Regions from separate parts of the Mus musculus genome. Here region 2 is linked to region 1. A link is a loop called in an ENCODE intact Hi-C map of the cell type or tissue named here. Cell type or tissue: gastrocnemius. All regions are shown on one strand. Each heading gives the region's core, and the rest is flanking DNA. Links, peaks and the distances in the headings are about the cores only.

Evidence for each region. Peaks named below come from ENCODE experiments on the same cell type or tissue, not always from the same donor. Only the 100,000 strongest peaks of a DNase experiment are listed, where the experiment ranks them.
Region 2: it touches region 1 in a loop (3-fold over the local background); 20 of 42 quality-filtered maps call a loop at or near these places.

Annotation. Positions count from the first base shown.
Region 1 is chr11:70,752,013-70,760,336 of GRCm38, reverse strand. It overlaps Gm12320 (predicted gene 12320), which reads left to right and starts at 5,171. Exons shown (of 3, transcript NR_167739.1): 1 at 5,171-5,383. It also overlaps the pseudogene Gm51884. In gastrocnemius, for the core only: a CTCF peak has its summit at 4,502 (motif pointing right); a DNase peak (open chromatin) is centred at 4,499.
Region 2 is chr11:70,610,787-70,619,110 of GRCm38, reverse strand. It overlaps Mink1 (misshapen-like kinase 1 (zebrafish)), which reads right to left. Exons shown (of 33, transcript NM_001045964.1): 26 at 7,634-7,801; 27 at 7,382-7,525; 28 at 6,740-6,874; 29 at 6,530-6,630; 30 at 6,296-6,445; 31 at 6,045-6,204; 32 at 5,817-5,956; 33 at 4,629-5,482. The coding sequence ends at 5,399. It overlaps Chrne (cholinergic receptor, nicotinic, epsilon polypeptide), which reads left to right. Exons shown (of 12, transcript NM_009603.1): 2 at 216-358; 3 at 442-486; 4 at 592-701; 5 at 801-956; 6 at 1,406-1,506; 7 at 1,764-1,964; 8 at 2,042-2,156; 9 at 3,336-3,450; 10 at 3,525-3,711; 11 at 3,797-3,903; 12 at 3,983-4,228. The coding sequence ends at 4,138. 4930544D05Rik (RIKEN cDNA 4930544D05 gene) reads right to left here and starts at 3,217. Exons shown (of 4, transcript NM_001145537.1): 1 at 3,107-3,217; 2 at 2,807-3,007; 3 at 2,506-2,713; 4 at 2,221-2,353. The coding sequence starts at 3,172. The coding sequence ends at 2,313. In gastrocnemius, for the core only: CTCF peaks have their summits at 3,750 and 6,405 (motif pointing right); DNase peaks (open chromatin) are centred at 2,565, 3,171, 3,637 and 3,903; H3K4me3 peaks cover 2,729 bases; H3K27ac peaks cover 2,690 bases.

The DNA of each region.
Region 1 (8,324 bases), core at 299-8,298:
TTGAAAAAAGATACTGTGAAGAGAAACTGCCTCTAAAATCTGTTTCCAGGCACATGGATTTTCGTTCCCTGGGTGGCCATCTTATTTCCAATATTTTTGTTTTTCTTCAAGACAAGGTTTCTCTGTGTAGTCTTGACTATCCTGGAACTTTGTAGACCAAGCTGGCCTCAAACTCAGAGATCTGCCTGCCTCTGCCTCCCAAGTGCTGGGATTAAAGGCGTGTGCCACCACTGCCTGGCCAAACATAAGTATGTCTTTCTTTCTTTTTTCTTTTTCTATTTTTTTTTTTTTTGGACCTTTTAGTCTTGAAATTACTAAATGAGCACAAACTGCAGGCAGAGTTCTGAGTTCGAGGCCAGTCTGGTCTACAAAGTGAGTTCCAGGACAGCCAGAGCTACACAGGGAAACCCTGTCTCGAAAAACAGAACAAAACAAAAATAAACAAAAACAAACAAACAAACAAACAAAAAACCATCTTCACTTACAAAAGGAAATTATTTAAGATAAGAAAAACAAATGAGGAGCTGGAGAGATGGCTCAGCGGTTAAGAGCAATGACTGCTCTTCCAAGGGTCCTGAGTTCAATTCCCAGCAACCACATGGTGGCTCACAGCCATCTGTAATGGGATCTGATGTCCTCTTCTGGTGTGTCTGAAGACAGCTACAGTGTACTCATATACATTGAATAAACAAACAAACAAATAAATAAAACATATACATAAATAAAAAAAGAAAAGAAGAAGAAAAACAAATGAACCAGAGCATAGATTTTATTTAACTTTTAAAAATATTTATTTTTATTATCGTGTGTGTCCACTGGGTCTGTGGATGCATCTGCATATGAGGACAGGCGCCAGAGCAGGCCAGATCCGTTGGATCCTTCTGAAGCTAGAGGTACAGCATTTAGTTTTTAAACTTTACTTAAATCTTAAGCTTTGCTGAATCTTTAAACCTTATTTCCCAGAAGTGGTGGTACATTCCTTTAATCCCCAAACTCAGGAGATAGAGGAAGAAGGATGTCTTGAGTTTGAGGCTAGCCTGGTCTACATAGGGAGTTCCAGAAGAGGACTACACAGTGAGACCCTATCTCAAAAAAAAAAAAAAAAATCCACCTTATTGCAAGTTACGTCCTTTCAAGATGGTAACTCAGGAAGCAACTGGACCATAATGTACCCCCAATGGCACCTAAGTATAGCTCTCTCTTGAGAAGCCTTGGGGTTGCACGCTGTCCTTTCTCCTGATATCTATTCCTGTGTTAGTTTGCTTTCTATTGCTGTGATGAAACAGCATGACCAAAAGTAATATGGGGAGGGCAGAGTTTCTTTGGCTTACTCATCTCCATCACAGGTCACAGAGAAGGAGGCCAGGGCAGGAGCTCAAGGCAGGAACCTGGAGGCAGGAACTGCAGCAGAGGCCAGGGAGGAACGCTGCTCACTGCCTTTTTAGACTTGTATTCAGCTAAGTCACCTATACAACCCAGGACTACCAGCCTGGGGTGGCACCACCCACAGTGAGCTGGGTCCCCCCACATCAACCACTTCTCAGGAAAATGTCCCACAGACTGGCCTACAGGCCAATCCAATGGAAGCCTTCTCTCCACTGAAGTTTCCTCTTCTCTGCTGACCCTGGCCTGTGCCAAGCTGACATAAAAACTAGCCAGGGCAGTATCTGAACAGTGACGCTCCTCCCTTGGTTTTTCATTGGATCATCCTGAAATTCTTTTCTGTGCTGAAGTCACGGTTCGGGCTTCACCTGAGTAGGGGTCCCTAAGGAGGAAAGGGACAGAGCAGTCTGCTGCTGGCCGTACCAGGCTGTCATCTCCCCGCAGCTGCTGACACTAGCAGACTCAGGATCCTCACAGCATTGAGTTTATAGGTAAGGGTTCTTTTGTTTTTAAAAACTTATTTTATCTATATGAGTACACTGTAGCTGTTTCCAGACACACCAGAAGAGGGCATCAGATCTCTTTACAGAAGTTGTGAGTCACCATGTGGTTGCTGGGAACTGAACTCAGGACCTTTGGAAAAGCAGTCAGTGCTCTAAACCACTGAGCCATCTCTCTAGCCCCAAGGGTTCTTGAAAAAAAAAATTGTAGGACTGAAACCTTGACCATTGGACTGGTTGCTTTTGTGTCAACTTGACACTAGCTGGAGTTATCACAGAGAAAGGAGCTTCAGGTGAGGAAATGCCCAATGAGATCCAGCTGTGGAGCACTTTCTCAATTAGTGATCAAGTAGGAAGGGCCCCTTGTGGGTGGTGCCATCTCTGGACTTGTAGTCTTGGGTTCTATAAGAAAGCAAGCTGAGCAAGCCAGGGGAAGAAAGCCAATAAATAACATCCCTCCATGGCCTCTGCATCAGCTCCTGCTCCCAGACATGCTTGAGTTCCAGTCCTGACTTCCTTTGGTGATGAGCCACAATGTGGAAAATGTAAGCTGAATAGACCCTTTCCTCCCCAGTTTGCTTTTTGGTCATGATGTTTGTGCAGGAATAGAAACCCTGACTAAGACTAGCATACGTCTAGATTCTCAAAGGGACAGGTATAAAATAAAATAAAATATCAGCTGCTTTGCTCCCTGTTTCCCCTCTCACCTGTGAAACATCTGGAACAGAGAGCTTCAAGCCCAGGCTGCCTACCTTGGGTTTTTGAGATTAGATCTATGCAGCCTGGGCCGGCCTAGAGCTCCTGGTCCTGCTGCGGCAGCTGACAGGGCAGGGATTACAGCTATGGGCCACCACACCTGGCTCCTCATGTTTTAAAATCACATTTCTCAAATTAGTTGACAGATGTTTCAGATTTAGTGCTATTGCAGTTTCAATTACATATGGGCCACATCACCTGTCTTAGTTCGATTCGGTGGCCTCTTGAGCTTAAATGGCATTGTGTTGGGATGCTAAAAGGAATGATCTTAAGGTTTGAGTGACCTTGTGACTCTCTGGTTGTTTGTCACTTCTCCCACAGGTACATAGCCACAGATAGGGGATGCTCTATCTAACAGAAGGGCCCTGGCTCAGACAGCTTTCCCTGTTAGCTGCTCTCATGCTCTTATCACCTGTACACACTTCTTGCCCCTGTCCATCCGATGTCTCCATACTCTTGAGTCTCCCCTGTCAGCTAGGCTGACCTCAGAATAGCTTCCACTCCCAACGTTACATGATGCTGACACAAAATGCATCTTGCTTTAACTGACGTGACCATCTCCTAAGGACAGATAGCACCAAGAGAACAGGCAGCTTTCCTTGAGCACCCTCTGTGTAACTTGTCACCCAGATCCCTCCTGGGTCATTGGCAGGGTCGGATCTTAATGTGTTGGATGTAGCACTCCTGTCTGACTCTTGCACACTAAGGCAGCACTCAGCAGGTGAATCTTTGGTACTCAACCCCCACCTCCAGCTGTGAAGATGCAAAGAATGTGGTGGCGCACGCCTTTAATTCCAGCACTCCGGAGGCAGAGGCAGGCGGATTTCTGAGTTCGAGGCCAGCCTGGTCTACAAAGTGAGTTCCAGGACAGCCAGGCTACACAGAGAAACCCTGTATCCAAAAACCAAAAAAAAAAAAAAAAAAAGCACCCAAAGGGCAATTCCTTCTCCAGGGTTAACTGTCACACCAGGGAGACCAGAGGGACCAGTTCTGAGCCACACCCAGAAAACTCATGTCTTTCCTGAGCTTTGATAACCAGGCTGTCCGGCTTGGGAGGTGGTTTGAAGAAATGTTCCTTGTCATCCAGGTGCACTGTGCTTGTGGCTTACAGGTAGGGCCAGGATCACTCCAACTGCAGGGAGTTGGGTCCACCTAGGAAGTGGTTCTTCTTTATTCCAAACACAGTCATATTGGGAACTAGGCCTTCATCATACAGACCTGACAGAGGGGTGACCAGTTCAGTTCACAACACCATGCCTCATCTAACTCAATAAAATTCTAATTTAATTTAATCGAGACAGGAGCAGATAGTGGGAGTACTTTTTTCCACTAGTACTTATTTTTAAATTTTTATTTTTATCTTATATGTATGAGAGTTTTGCCTGCGTGTATGTTTGTATGTGCATCATGTGTGTGCAGTGCCCAGAGTCCAGAAGCAGATATCGGATCCCCTCGAGCTGAAGTTACAGTTTTGAGCTACCTTGTGGATTCAGAGAAATGATCTTGTCTTGGAAAGACGTGGTGGTGGTGGGGGGGTGTCTAGGGGAGGAGGGAGAGAGTTACGGTTTTTTCTCCTGAAAAGTAATAAGAATGAGAGAGAATAGAATGCTACATGTCAGACAGCACCTGCCAAGCTAGGCTGTGTATCCTAGCAGTTACCACTGAGGTTTGCCAGAAGGAGACAGATCTCCTGGAGGTGGAGGGCAAGGGTTTGAAGAAATGTGTAGCGGCGATAAGGATGTTGTGTGGAAAAGACGATCCGGTATGGAATTCAGGAAACATGCCTGAAAGAGAAAGACACCGGCACACATTGAGGTGTTTTCTCCTGTGCTTCAACAATGAGACAGTTCCCTGGCTGGGCGCAAGGGGGCACCAAGAGACTGTGAACAAAAGTCACTCTGTGTGGCTGGAGAAGTGGATTAAAAAGGAACAGTCTTAGGGCATTTGTCAATCTGATGCAGCTGCTGTTTTGTACAGATGAAATGTTTCCAGTCAAGGGTTTAACATATCAATTGTGTATAAAATCCAGTGTATAAGCCGGGCACATAGATATTTTTAGAGTATGATTCTCATAGTATCCACAATGAGACAGTGGTACCACACTTCAAGTGATGGTGTCACATACATCTTCCAACAGTCGTGACCCCAGACCAAAAAGGACAGAGCATGAGACCAGCCTTGCTGGTCCCAACTCTGTTGGAATTCACCTCCACTCCCAACCTGGCCAGGGGGAGCCAGGGAGGACACATAGCTGCCCCCTGAATATGAATTTGAACTGAGCAACAGAGTTGAACCCTCCTCCATTAACTGGAAAAGTAGTAATTTGCAAGCTGGCATTAATGGAGTTAAAAGTTGTCTTAAGAAGACTCTCCCTGTGGATAGATGGTAGCTTCATCATAGCTGCTGCCCATTGTTAGAGCTCAGAATGTGGCGGGTATTTGCATCAATTAAAATGACACAATGGACAGAGAAGTTATGAGACTGGGAAGGTGGCAGGTTGCAGGTTCTGCCACCTGCTGGGCTTGCACTGGAGATGGAGCAGAGGTAACAAACTGAACCACATGGCGGAGCTTGTCACCTTCACGGAATTTCTACAAAAGTCACCAATTTCCCCAGCAGATTGGCGTTTGCTTTGTGTATAGAGATGCCTTCCGATGGCACCTGGCTCCGTGCTCCTGGTGGGGACATAACGTTGAGTCTACAGAATCATGTGAGGAGTTTTGGACTGCTCCCCTGGTTTTGTTGTAAGTAACCAAATGTTCTGTGGGCGTGTTTCCCACACTTTGCAAGTTTTTCATACAGATGTTTAATTCTTAAGTCGCTGTGCTTCTCCTGTTACTTATTCTGATTTTTAAGGATTGCTTTTTGTATTCGTAAAGGAGGGGAAAGTGCTTTTGAATTTAGCACAATCCCCAGGCTTTTGTGGGCCGTGTGATTTTTGGATCCTGAATAAGACAACCCTTCAGGGGATTTCCTGGAGAGCCAAGGGACAAAGACCTTCCTTTACTTCCTGCCAGAAGGTGGTTGTGAAACAGAGGCTCCACACTGGATCCAAAGACAAGGCTAGAACTCTAAGTGTGTCAGAGTAGCAAGCTAGCGGCATGTATGGGCTTCCTAGGAACCTGAACTGTCTACTGCAGCTTCTTAGATGAAAAAAACACAAACCTTTCAACTGTCACTTCGGTTTCTTCTGCTTGTTGCCAAACAATCAAACTGCTGCAGTGTTCTAAAAACTCCTGTTAAGTTTTTACACATTTATAGAGACAGGCATAGAAGCACAGGACGGTGATACCAGCACCTGGGAGGCAGAGCAGGAAGTTAAGTTTTTGAGGCCATCCTCCTCATCTATATACCGAGTTTGAGACCAGCCTGTGATTCATGAGATCTTGTCTCCAAAAATAGGCCCCCACCCAAAAAAAAGGAAAGGAAAAAAAAGATTTGTAGAAAAAAATGTAGATGAAAATAATTAAAGACTAAATAGGGAAGAGATCACCAAATATAAAAACAACTTTAAAATTTTCAATTTAGCATTATTTTATTTTTGAGGCCATGTAGCCTTGGCTGGTCTGGAACTCAGTAAATAGAGCAGACTGGCCTCAAACTTAGAGAGATGCCTTCCTCTGCCTCCTGGATGCTGGGATTAAAGGTATGTGCCATAAGGCCCCCCTTCTCCACCAAATGCAATGACAGCTTTCAACTTAAAATACAGGTTCAATCACAAACAGGAGAAGCAGGGCAAGGGCAACAAGATGGTGCCATAGGTTAAACCACTTGCCAGGCAAGCCCAGTGACCTGAGTTCAACCCCCAGGACCCAGAGTGGTTTCCAAAAGTTGACCTCTGGCCTCTATGCACAGACTTCTGTGGCACACATGTGCCTGCATACACATATCAAATACTCAATAAAAAAAGGAAAGAAACACTGGCAATATCATAAAAAGTATAAATTTTGGTTTTTGAAATGAGGTCTCATCATATAGCCCAGGCTGGCCCTCCGGAGTGCTGAAATTCCAGGGCTGTGCCACCAAGCCCATCTACCTACAAGTTCTTTCCGTTGGCACCCTTTGAACTATGGTGGACCCAGAGCCTGTCTGTTCCGCTCGTCCTGGGCTCTTCAGTGTGATTATATATAATAAGGATTCCAAGACCAACCTCAGGTTCTTAGGGTTCCTGGAGCTCAGACTACCTTCATGATTATATCACATCACCCCTGAATCATCGAAGGCCTCGTCTGCACAGCACAGTCCAGGGACCAGCTTCCGGTTGTCTTTTCCCAGGACAGTCACACAAGCATCACCTTTCCCCCTAGCAGCAGCATGTGACAATGCAGACGGAGTATTACCAGCCAAGAAAACTCGCCCAAGCCTTGGCACTCAGGCTTTGTTTTCTGTTTTGTGTTTTTAGAGGAAGGGTCATGGTTTGCTACATAAGCATAGAAAGTTCAAGAAATGAACTTTTGAGCCGGGCGTGGTAGCGCACGCCTTTAATCCCAGCACGGGGGAGGCAGAGGCAGGCAGATTTCTGAGTTCAAGGCCAGCCTGGTCTACAAAGTGAGTTCCAGGACAGCCAAGGCTATACAGAGAAACCCTGTCTCGAAAAACCAAAAAAAAAAAAAAAAAAAAAAAAAAAAAAAGGAAATGAACTTTTGGCTCCTCCGTTTCTAGACTTGTCAAAAAAAATCAACTAGTGCAGCCTGGCCCCCAATCCCTGGTCATATACAAACAGCCATTTATGATATAGCACACTGTTTTCATAAAAGTCTTTATCAGGCATACAAAGTCTCTCTTATCAGGCAGAATATTACAAGGCCTTAGGAGTTATCTCCCAGGAACCAACCAGAGGCTAGTTCTGAAGACCTTTGGACTAGGCAGCGAAGACCTGCTGGGGTAGTCCTCTACTGCAAACCCCATAAACCGAGATGGTTCTGAAGGCCTCCACTCCCCATATAGAGTCCAACCAAACCATATTCCTAACACCTAGCACTTGTCTAGCAAGTATTGCAAGATGGGTATTTCATCTATGAGGGAATGCATGGAGACTTGAAGACAGAGCTGTGTGTTAGATGCCAGCTTCCCTGTCTGTGGACTGTGACTAAGTCAGTCCCTGCAGCTCTCTCTCCCTTGGCTAGCCTCCTCCCAAGCATTTTTGCCTCCTGACCTCCTTCCAGCCATTGCTATCTGATCCAGCTTTTCCAACATTCCCAAGCACCAGAGGCCATCTCTAACAAGTCCCTTCCAAGCTGCTTGTCTAGGCCACAGGGCTTCTGTCCTTGCAGAAGGTGAGGCACAGCTGAGACACGGGAATACAACCCGGAGGTGGCATTCCCTCTCAGAGTCACCTCTGGAAAGCTGCCACACTTGCAGCATTGTCCTCCCTCACTCCAGTGGCGCTCATGTTCTGTCTTGAATCAGAGTGTCTGTGTGGCAGCTCATCCTCCTATTCATGTGCATGTTAAGAGGGCATGGGGAGGTGTGAGGAGCTCACAGGGGACTTGCTTTAGAATGGAGCTGAGTATTAACTCAGGCAACAATGCTGTGTCTGTACAAACCCATCTAACATGTTTCATCCTAAAGGGTAGGTGGCTCAATCCACTTTCAAATACCAGGATGTGATGGAAATGAGCCTCAAGAGTCAGTAGTGTCTTAGGCTCCATCTTCCCACTTGGAAGCCATTGCCTTAGTTGTAGC
Region 2 (8,324 bases), core at 1-8,000, 140 kb after region 1:
GAGCCAGGTGGATCCGTATGTCAACATGGAGTGGGAAAAGGTCTGAGACCAGGGTGGAGACTGAGACAGTACTTGGTCCCCAGATGCAGTATTGTTGGTTTAGGAAAAATCTAGAAATATAAACACAGGAGGGGTGCAATGGCCTGGGGGTGGGGGCAGAGAAGCCTTTCGGGCTGCTGCTTCGTGTACAATGACCCTTTCTTCTTGAATCATAGGCAGAAGCCAGGGAAAGAATGAAGAGCTTAGCCTGTATCACCATCTCTTCGACAATTATGATCCAGAATGCCGGCCAGTTAGGAGACCTGAGGACACTGTCACCATCACCCTCAAGGTCACCCTAACCAACCTCATCTCACTGGTAAGACCTTCCCCCAATTCTAATCCTATACCCTCACTTCTACCCCCTAACTCCTGGCTTCAGCAGGCTTCTTTCTGTTGTAGAACGAGAAAGAAGAAACTCTGACCACCAGTGTCTGGATTGGCATTGTGAGTCAGACCTGGGGAGCAGTGGGAGGGTCCCCAGCCAAGCCCCTTCTCTTCTGCCAGGTGGGAGCCGGAGAGCACACACTCTCTCTCGCCCCCACCTCTTAGGACTGGCACGACTATCGGCTCAACTACAGCAAGGACGATTTTGCAGGTGTAGGAATCCTCCGGGTCCCTTCAGAACATGTATGGCTGCCAGAGATTGTTCTAGAAAACAAGTGAGGATCACCCAAGAGGGCAGGCTGCAAAGGGAACTGGCTTTGGGGGATTTGGTTGGTGAAGGAGGTTCAGACATGTGAAAAGCTTGGTTTCCACAGTATTGATGGGCAGTTTGGAGTGGCCTACGACAGCAATGTTCTAGTCTATGAGGGAGGCTATGTGAGCTGGTTGCCCCCAGCCATCTACCGCAGCACCTGCGCAGTGGAGGTCACCTATTTCCCCTTTGACTGGCAGAACTGCTCTCTCATTTTTCGGTAGGAAGAATCACTTCAATCATGATATTGAGAAGGGCCTAGAGCAGGGGACAGGGCCTGCTAAGGAGGGATAGGTGGGGTCTTCTTTGGAAGGTCTTTGGGAAGGAGTTGGAGTGAGGCACTGGAGTGAAGGGGTGGGAAGCTGGTGTAGGTTTGCAGTAGGCGTGGGCACAGGTTTCTTGCTGCCATCTTGTAGTTTGAGCGCATAGTCGCAGCTATTCCCCAGGAGGAGTCTGAGGCATAAAAATTACTTGAGTCCAGGAATCCCTTGGATAGCACGGTAAGCCCATCAGCAACCCAAAACAGAACAGAAAAGGAAGCAGGATTGGGAACGCGCTGGGGAATGTGGGCAAAAGAAGAGAGCCATATTACCCTGCCAGATTGAAGCTTCCAGGGTGGAACTAAGATGGCTGCCAGCTTCTGGGGTAAAGACTGGCCCTGTTTCACAGCTCCCAGACCTACAATGCTGAGGAGGTGGAGTTCATCTTTGCCGTGGATGACGACGGCAATACCATCAACAAGATTGACATTGACACGGCAGCTTTTACCGGTGAAGGGATATACCCCCTTTCCAAAAATTCTTCTCCCAGATAAGGTTCAAGGGGGGACGTTCAGGGTAGGGCTTGGCCTGAACCACACAACCGGAAGCTGAGCTTCTTGAAGTCAGTCTAGATGTGTTGTTTCCACACCCCCACCAGAAATGCCCCTCTCTACCATTCTGCCCCCGTGCTAACAGCCCAGGTTTCAAGCAGCCCTCTTGGCCTGGAGTTGCAGGTGTGCGGGCTGACTGTGCCCTATGTCCTGCAGAGAATGGAGAATGGGCCATAGACTACTGCCCAGGCATGATTCGCCGCTATGAGGGAGGTTCCACAGAAGGTCCTGGAGAAACTGACGTCATCTATACGCTCATCATCCGCCGGAAGCCGCTTTTTTACGTCATTAACATCATTGTGCCTTGCGTGCTCATTTCTGGCTTGGTGCTGCTCGCTTACTTCCTGCCTGCGCAGGGTAAGGGGTGACCCTGACTCCTGAACCCCAGGCTGGGCTTGCTCCCTGGCTTGCCTCTCACAGCTTGCTCCCTCTAGCTGGTGGCCAGAAATGCACGGTCTCTATCAACGTCCTGCTAGCCCAGACTGTCTTCTTGTTTCTAATTGCCCAGAAAATTCCAGAGACTTCTCTGAGCGTGCCACTGCTGGGCAGGTAATCTCAAAGTGGATCCCACAGAGATAGGGGCATGCATGGAGAATGTAGCCAAAGAAGGCTTGCATAGGGACCTGGTGTTGTCCCGTTCTGGACTTTTATTTGGACACAGGGTTGGACTGGGACAGTGATGGATTATCTGTTCCCCCATTCTCCTCACTGCTGCTGGGCGACACCTTGAGGTTTCCCGAGTCTCTCTGTTAAGAGGACAGTATAGTTCAGCATCTCCTTAATCATACCTCCTCTGACCCATGTCGCACCCTTTATCCCAAACGCACCGGATCCCCAGGGACCCCAAGGCCCAGTTGGCATAGGGTTTGTGGCAGAGATGAGGTAGACCCGTGCAAACCTCGTCCACACAGGTACAACCACGCCCCCTGGATCAGGTACCGGGCACTTGCGCCAGCTGCCGTTCCAGCTTGCCGAATCCCCTGCCCTGCGGCCAGGGCTACACGGGCCAGCGCCCTACCAGGATCCCCAGTGTCTGGGGCTGGGCCTGGGCAGTCGTTGCCGCCGTCCAGTCGCTGCACCTCCTGCTGCAGCCACAGGGCCGAGATCTACATTGGGGCATATGGGCTAGAGGTCCTTGCTTTTGTTGGCCTAGCCCTCTCCCCCTTTTATTCCCATCCCTCAGCCTCCCAGAGCAGCACCTCTAACAAGGTGGCTCCAAAGCTCATGATGCTGGCTGCAGCTTCTCTTAGCACCAGCCCTAGGGTGGCCTTCTGGGTGGGCGACTTGTCGGATTCCAGGGGGTCCTGGGACTTAAGCTCTCTGAACCTTTGCACCAGATATTCGTGAGCTGCGGCCACAGCAAGTTCCAGGGAAGATAGAAGTGGAGGCTGTAAGGCCACCTGGAGGAGCAAGGGTAGTGAGTGGAATGATCACATGGAAAGGGCCATAGCAGGAAGAGCTGGGGACCTCTCCAGATTCTGCCATTCTAATACCCTCACCTCGGTGGAGCTGTGGAAGTGGTAGACCCACAGCAGGGTGTCCAAATTGCTGGGAATCCCCTTCATGTCCGCAACAGATGGTATATGCAGAAGGGCCAGGACAATACTGGCATCGTTGAGGAGGATCAAGAAGTAACGCCACCAGCTGTGCGGAGGTGGTATTTGTGAGGTAGAGGGCAGCTAGTGCCTTGTTTGTGGGGTGCTGTGACATCAGGCTTCTGTATATCAGGTATCTTATATTCGTCATGGTGGTTGCCACGCTCATTGTCATGAATTGCGTCATCGTGCTCAACGTATCTTTGAGGACGCCAACGACTCATGCTACATCCCCTCGGCTGCGCCAGGTAAGCGCTGGTTGGAGAAAGTACTGCCCAGGGGTGGGAAGCGGGCTTGGAACCTCTCTCTGCCCCGGCTGCAGATTTTATTAGAGCTGCTGCCGCGTCTCCTGGGCTCGAGCCCACCCCCAGAGGATCCCCGAACTGCCTCACCAGCGAGGCGTGCCTCGTCTGTGGGCATTCTGCTCAGAGCGGAGGAGCTCATCTTGAAAAAGCCGCGGAGCGAACTCGTGTTTGAGGGTCAGAGGCATCGGCACGGAACTTGGACCGGTAAGCACTGCTCTTGGGTCAAAGGCATACACTCGCCGTTAGGGACGCTCTTTTAATGACCTAGCGCTTGCTGTTGCCTTAGCAGCAGCCCTCTGCCAGAACCTGGGTGCTGCAGCCCCAGAAATCCGCTGCTGTGTGGATGCTGTGAACTTTGTGGCTGAGAGCACAAGAGACCAGGAAGCCACTGGAGAGGTGGGTTGGGAGGTTGAGGCGGAGCAGTGCTAGATGCCCCGCCCTCCAGGCTCCTCCCTCGCTAAGCTCTCTCTCACAGGAACTGTCCGACTGGGTGCGTATGGGGAAGGCCCTGGACAATGTCTGTTTTTGGGCAGCTTTGGTGCTCTTCAGCGTTGGTTCTACTCTCATCTTCCTTGGGGGTTACTTCAACCAAGTTCCTGATCTCCCTTACCCACCGTGCATCCAACCATGAGCCTGCACTGGCACCCACCTCTCCCCCACCCCCCAAGAAAGAGATTTTGAAAACAGGCCGCTGACAATAAATCTGGTTTGTGAACTTGCAGGAGGGGTTGTGTGGTCATGTGGGTGGGTCCAACTCCTCAGGGAAGTAGAAGATGGGTGGGTGGTTTGGTCAGGCACTTGGAGGCAATTGGTTCAATTTTGCTCTTGGCTCCTTCTAACCTAAAGAATGTTTATCTAGTTGATAGCCAATGAGGTTTTTACAAGACCCAGATATAGAAACACTGAAGCCAGAAGTCTGGCCTGGCCCTGCTGGGGCTGGTAAAAACTATTCTCAAAGGGTCCTACCGTGTCAGGACTGATCCCTGGCCTATTCATCCACCTTACTTCGTCTCTATTATCACAGTAACTTCACAGAGCCTAATGCCTTTCCTCTACCCTCTGCATTCTCAACTCTCAAATCTCTCCAGGATTGAGAGAGAACAATAGTAGGATCTCAAAATGGTGGAAGCTGGTTGAATTGTCTTTATTAACAAAGGGGATATATCCAAGGCCACTACATTGAGAAAGGATACAGGAGGGAGAAGGGCTACTTGCTGCTCACACTATATACAGATGCAAGCAAGGGAGGATAAAGGCTGGGAGCTCTGAGCTCTCTCCTTCTAGGGAAGGGGAGAGGCTAGAAGGGGTGGGAGTGGGGAGGAAAGGGGGGAATGTTTTGGCTATGGGGTCCCTCCTCCATTCCCTGGGGGTTGGGGGGGAATCATTAAAGTGCTTTCAGAAAATGAGGAATGGTCCCTGCCCCTGGAGTGGCTGGTGACCGCCCCGCCTCCAGAACCCAGGGCCCAGTGAACACCCCCCCCCCAGAGTCTGGTACATTCAAGGGGGGAGCCGGCTCCCCTGGCGTGCAAATAAAGGGGTCAGGGCCCTGCTCATTCAGCAGCAATGGGGTAAGGGGTCCAAGCCCCAAGCGCTCTCCTCTTCTGTGGAGAAAAGGGGAGGAGCAAGTCCCACTCAATTCCTGGTAAGGGGAAGGAAGCTGTGTCATTCCCCACAAGTTGGGGAAAGGCACAGTTTTGAGAATGTTGGGGGAAAGGGTGGTCACGTGATCACGAAAGCTTCAGGGATATGAGGTCACGTTCCCAGCAGGCTCCAGTGAATCAAACCAGTAAAAGCAAAAGCCCAAGGGGGTGGGAGGGCAGGGGCGGCCTGGGTAGTCTGGCTGTGGGAAGAGAGCTGGGTCCATGTGGGGAGCCCCAGCCCAGGGGCCTCGTCACCAGTTCATGATGCAGTTACGGTTCAGAGTCATAAAGTAAACTTGGCTGCTTCCTCCAGAGCGGACAGAGGCAAAAAACACCTGAATAAAGTAGAAGAGACATCACCAAGGGCTAAGTGTGTGTGTGTGGTGTGGGGGCGGGGGGGAGGGGTATGCTGGGAAGAGAGACGAGGTTGACACTGGGGGAGAGAGAGGAAGTGAATGACACCTGTTTCTCTCTATCCCCAAGGAAAGGCAAAAAAGTGTTACCAGGTCCCTGGGGTAAAGGCAACAGAGCCCACAGGGAAGGAGGGTGTGGCTCTGACAGCTCAGAACAGCAGAACCATTCCAAACCCCCAGATGCCTGCCCAGAGCAAGGTCTGGAGAGGCAGCCCATCCCCTGGGCTAGGCTCCTTTCAGAGATACACTGCCTCACCTTGTCATTGCGCTCACACAGGAACTTGAGCCTCTGGGCTCGTTTGTGCATGAAGACCCCATCTAGGTGGCCTGTCTCCACAGAGCGGATCTCTATGGCCTTCTCACCCCAGCCCATTATCTGGTTGGAGCAGATGTAGGCTGAAGAGAGAAGATGGTGGAAGGGCTGTAAGGAGGTTTCAGTCCTAGTCACCTCGGAACAAGCAGCTTGGGGTGGCTCTTCACTTACCCACAGAGGTGGGCATCTCTCCCCACTGCAGCACCACATCCTTGATGATCCGCCCGTAAGTGTTGACATAGACACCCTCATCTTCATAGCACAGCAGCATCTCCATGCCATCAGTGTTGGGGAGGAAGATGATGGCGTGGGGTGTGATCTGGCTCTGGATCTAGGGAGAAGAAGGTGGACTGGGTGGGGTCCTCATGTCTGATGACCAGAATGGGTTGGTCTCCCTCGCCCCATAGCCCTGCTAAGCTCACATGTACAGGGATGTAGATGTCATAGCTGTTCCCAGAATCAACATCCACAGCATGGAAGCCAGCACTGGAGCCATAGATGACCTTGAGCCGCTGTCCCTCCTCTACTGTCAGGTCCACCAGTAGAGGGCGGTGAGGGAGGTCAGCAAAGGACTGTGGAGGAGAGAAGGCTCAGGGAAGACAGGTGCAGGAGCGTTCGGAACCTGGGAACATACTGGTGGCTGAGGCGGGGATTACCTTGAAGGCCATGAATTTGTGGTAGGGTTTGGGAGCCCAGGCATAAACCTCCACGGAGTTCTTCAGGGCAATGACCAGGAACTTAATCCGTTCATATTTCACTGGAGGGCAGGAAAGGGGAGACGCAGTGACTTCCACTGTCAGCTTGAGGATCTCAGTAGTTAGCCCAGACCTTGCTGCTCCCTGGCTACTGTGCTGTGGCATCCTCACCAACACGGTAGTGGCCGCAGCCCTCCATGTCCCCCACGGTGGTCCACCCCTGCTTCTTTTCCACCTCTGGGTCATTGTGTAGGATCTTGTTCCGAAGCCAGGACAGGTAATATACCCGCAGTTTGTTCCTTTTCCCTGTGAGATGGACAGACATATGTGGACACATAAACACTTTTTTTTTTTTTTTCAAGACAGGGTTTCTCTGTGTAGCCCTGGGTGTCCTAGAACTCACTCTGTAGACCAGGCTGGCCTCGAACTCAGAAATCCACCTGCCTCTGCCTCCCAAGTGCTGGGATTAAAGGTGTGCGCCACCATGCCTGGCACATAAACAGTCATTTTTTAAAAAATATTTATTTATTTATACACTGTACGCTGTAGCTGTCTTCAGACACTCCAGAAAACGGCATCAGATTTCGTTATGGATGGTTGTGAGCCACCATATGGTTGGGATTTGAACTCAGGACCTTTGGAAGAGCAGTCAGCGTTCTTAACCGCTGAGCCATCTCACTAGCCCTAAACACTCATTCTTATCAAAGGCCCAGTTCCTGCTTCCCACACTACTGTCTGACCGAGGTTGTTCTCCTCCCAGGATGAAGATACGCAAGCAATTAAGCCCCTTGTCCCCAAACTCCATACACACACCTGAGATGGTGATGAGCAAGTTGAGCCCTTCTAAGACATCCATTTGCTGGAAGCGTCGTCGCCCAATAAGTCCATACACCTTGCCCTGCCCACTTCGGTCCAGCAACATCAGCCCATTCTCTGTGCCCACTAGGAGGTTGACCCCTGCAACGGGAATCCTTGGATAGGTCAGAGGCAGATCCAAGCTCTACCCTGACCAGGAGTATGGAGGCTGTGCCCAGACCACTTCCACCTTTTTCAGTTCTGACTTACCCCAGAGAGCTGCACATAGGATCTCTGAGTTGAATCGCTTCTTGTACTTGCGAATTTCAGGAGTTTCACTATGAGCTCGGGTGTTGGTGGGATTGACGTTGACCACAGAGCCCTTCCTCACATCGAACTGCAGTTGATCAAGGCGACCACCTTCTCCACCCACTAGGGCTGCCAAAGAGGAGGGCGGGTGGGCTGCAGCCCTCAGTGGTTATTTCTACTCCTATGCCCTCCATCTCATCTGGGCACATCAGAGCCTCTGAGGGGAGACTCGGGAACAGAGGCGCGCTGAGGTTAAGAGGGCCTGAGCCAGAGGCCAAGGCCTGGCCAAGGCCTGTCTCCACCACTCAGCAGTTCCCCCTCTGCCTCAATCTCTCAGCCACTCTGAGAAACCCCCTCCCCCCCAGGAGCCCTGTGCCAGGGCAGGGGCTAAGCCTCAAATAAGGGGCCCGTGCTTGGACTTTTTAAAAGATATTTTGAATTTTATTTTTGTTTTCTTGTCTCTGTGTGCTGGTACCCATGGAGGCCAGAAGAGGGCATCGGGTTCCCTGGACCTGGAGTTAGATGAGGTTGTGAGCTGTCTCAGTGAATGTTTGGAATCAAACTTGGGCTCTCTAGAAGAGCAGAAACTTTCATCCACTGAGCCGTCTATCCAGCCCCAGGCCTATCGTTTGTAAAGCCCCATTCTCTAAGA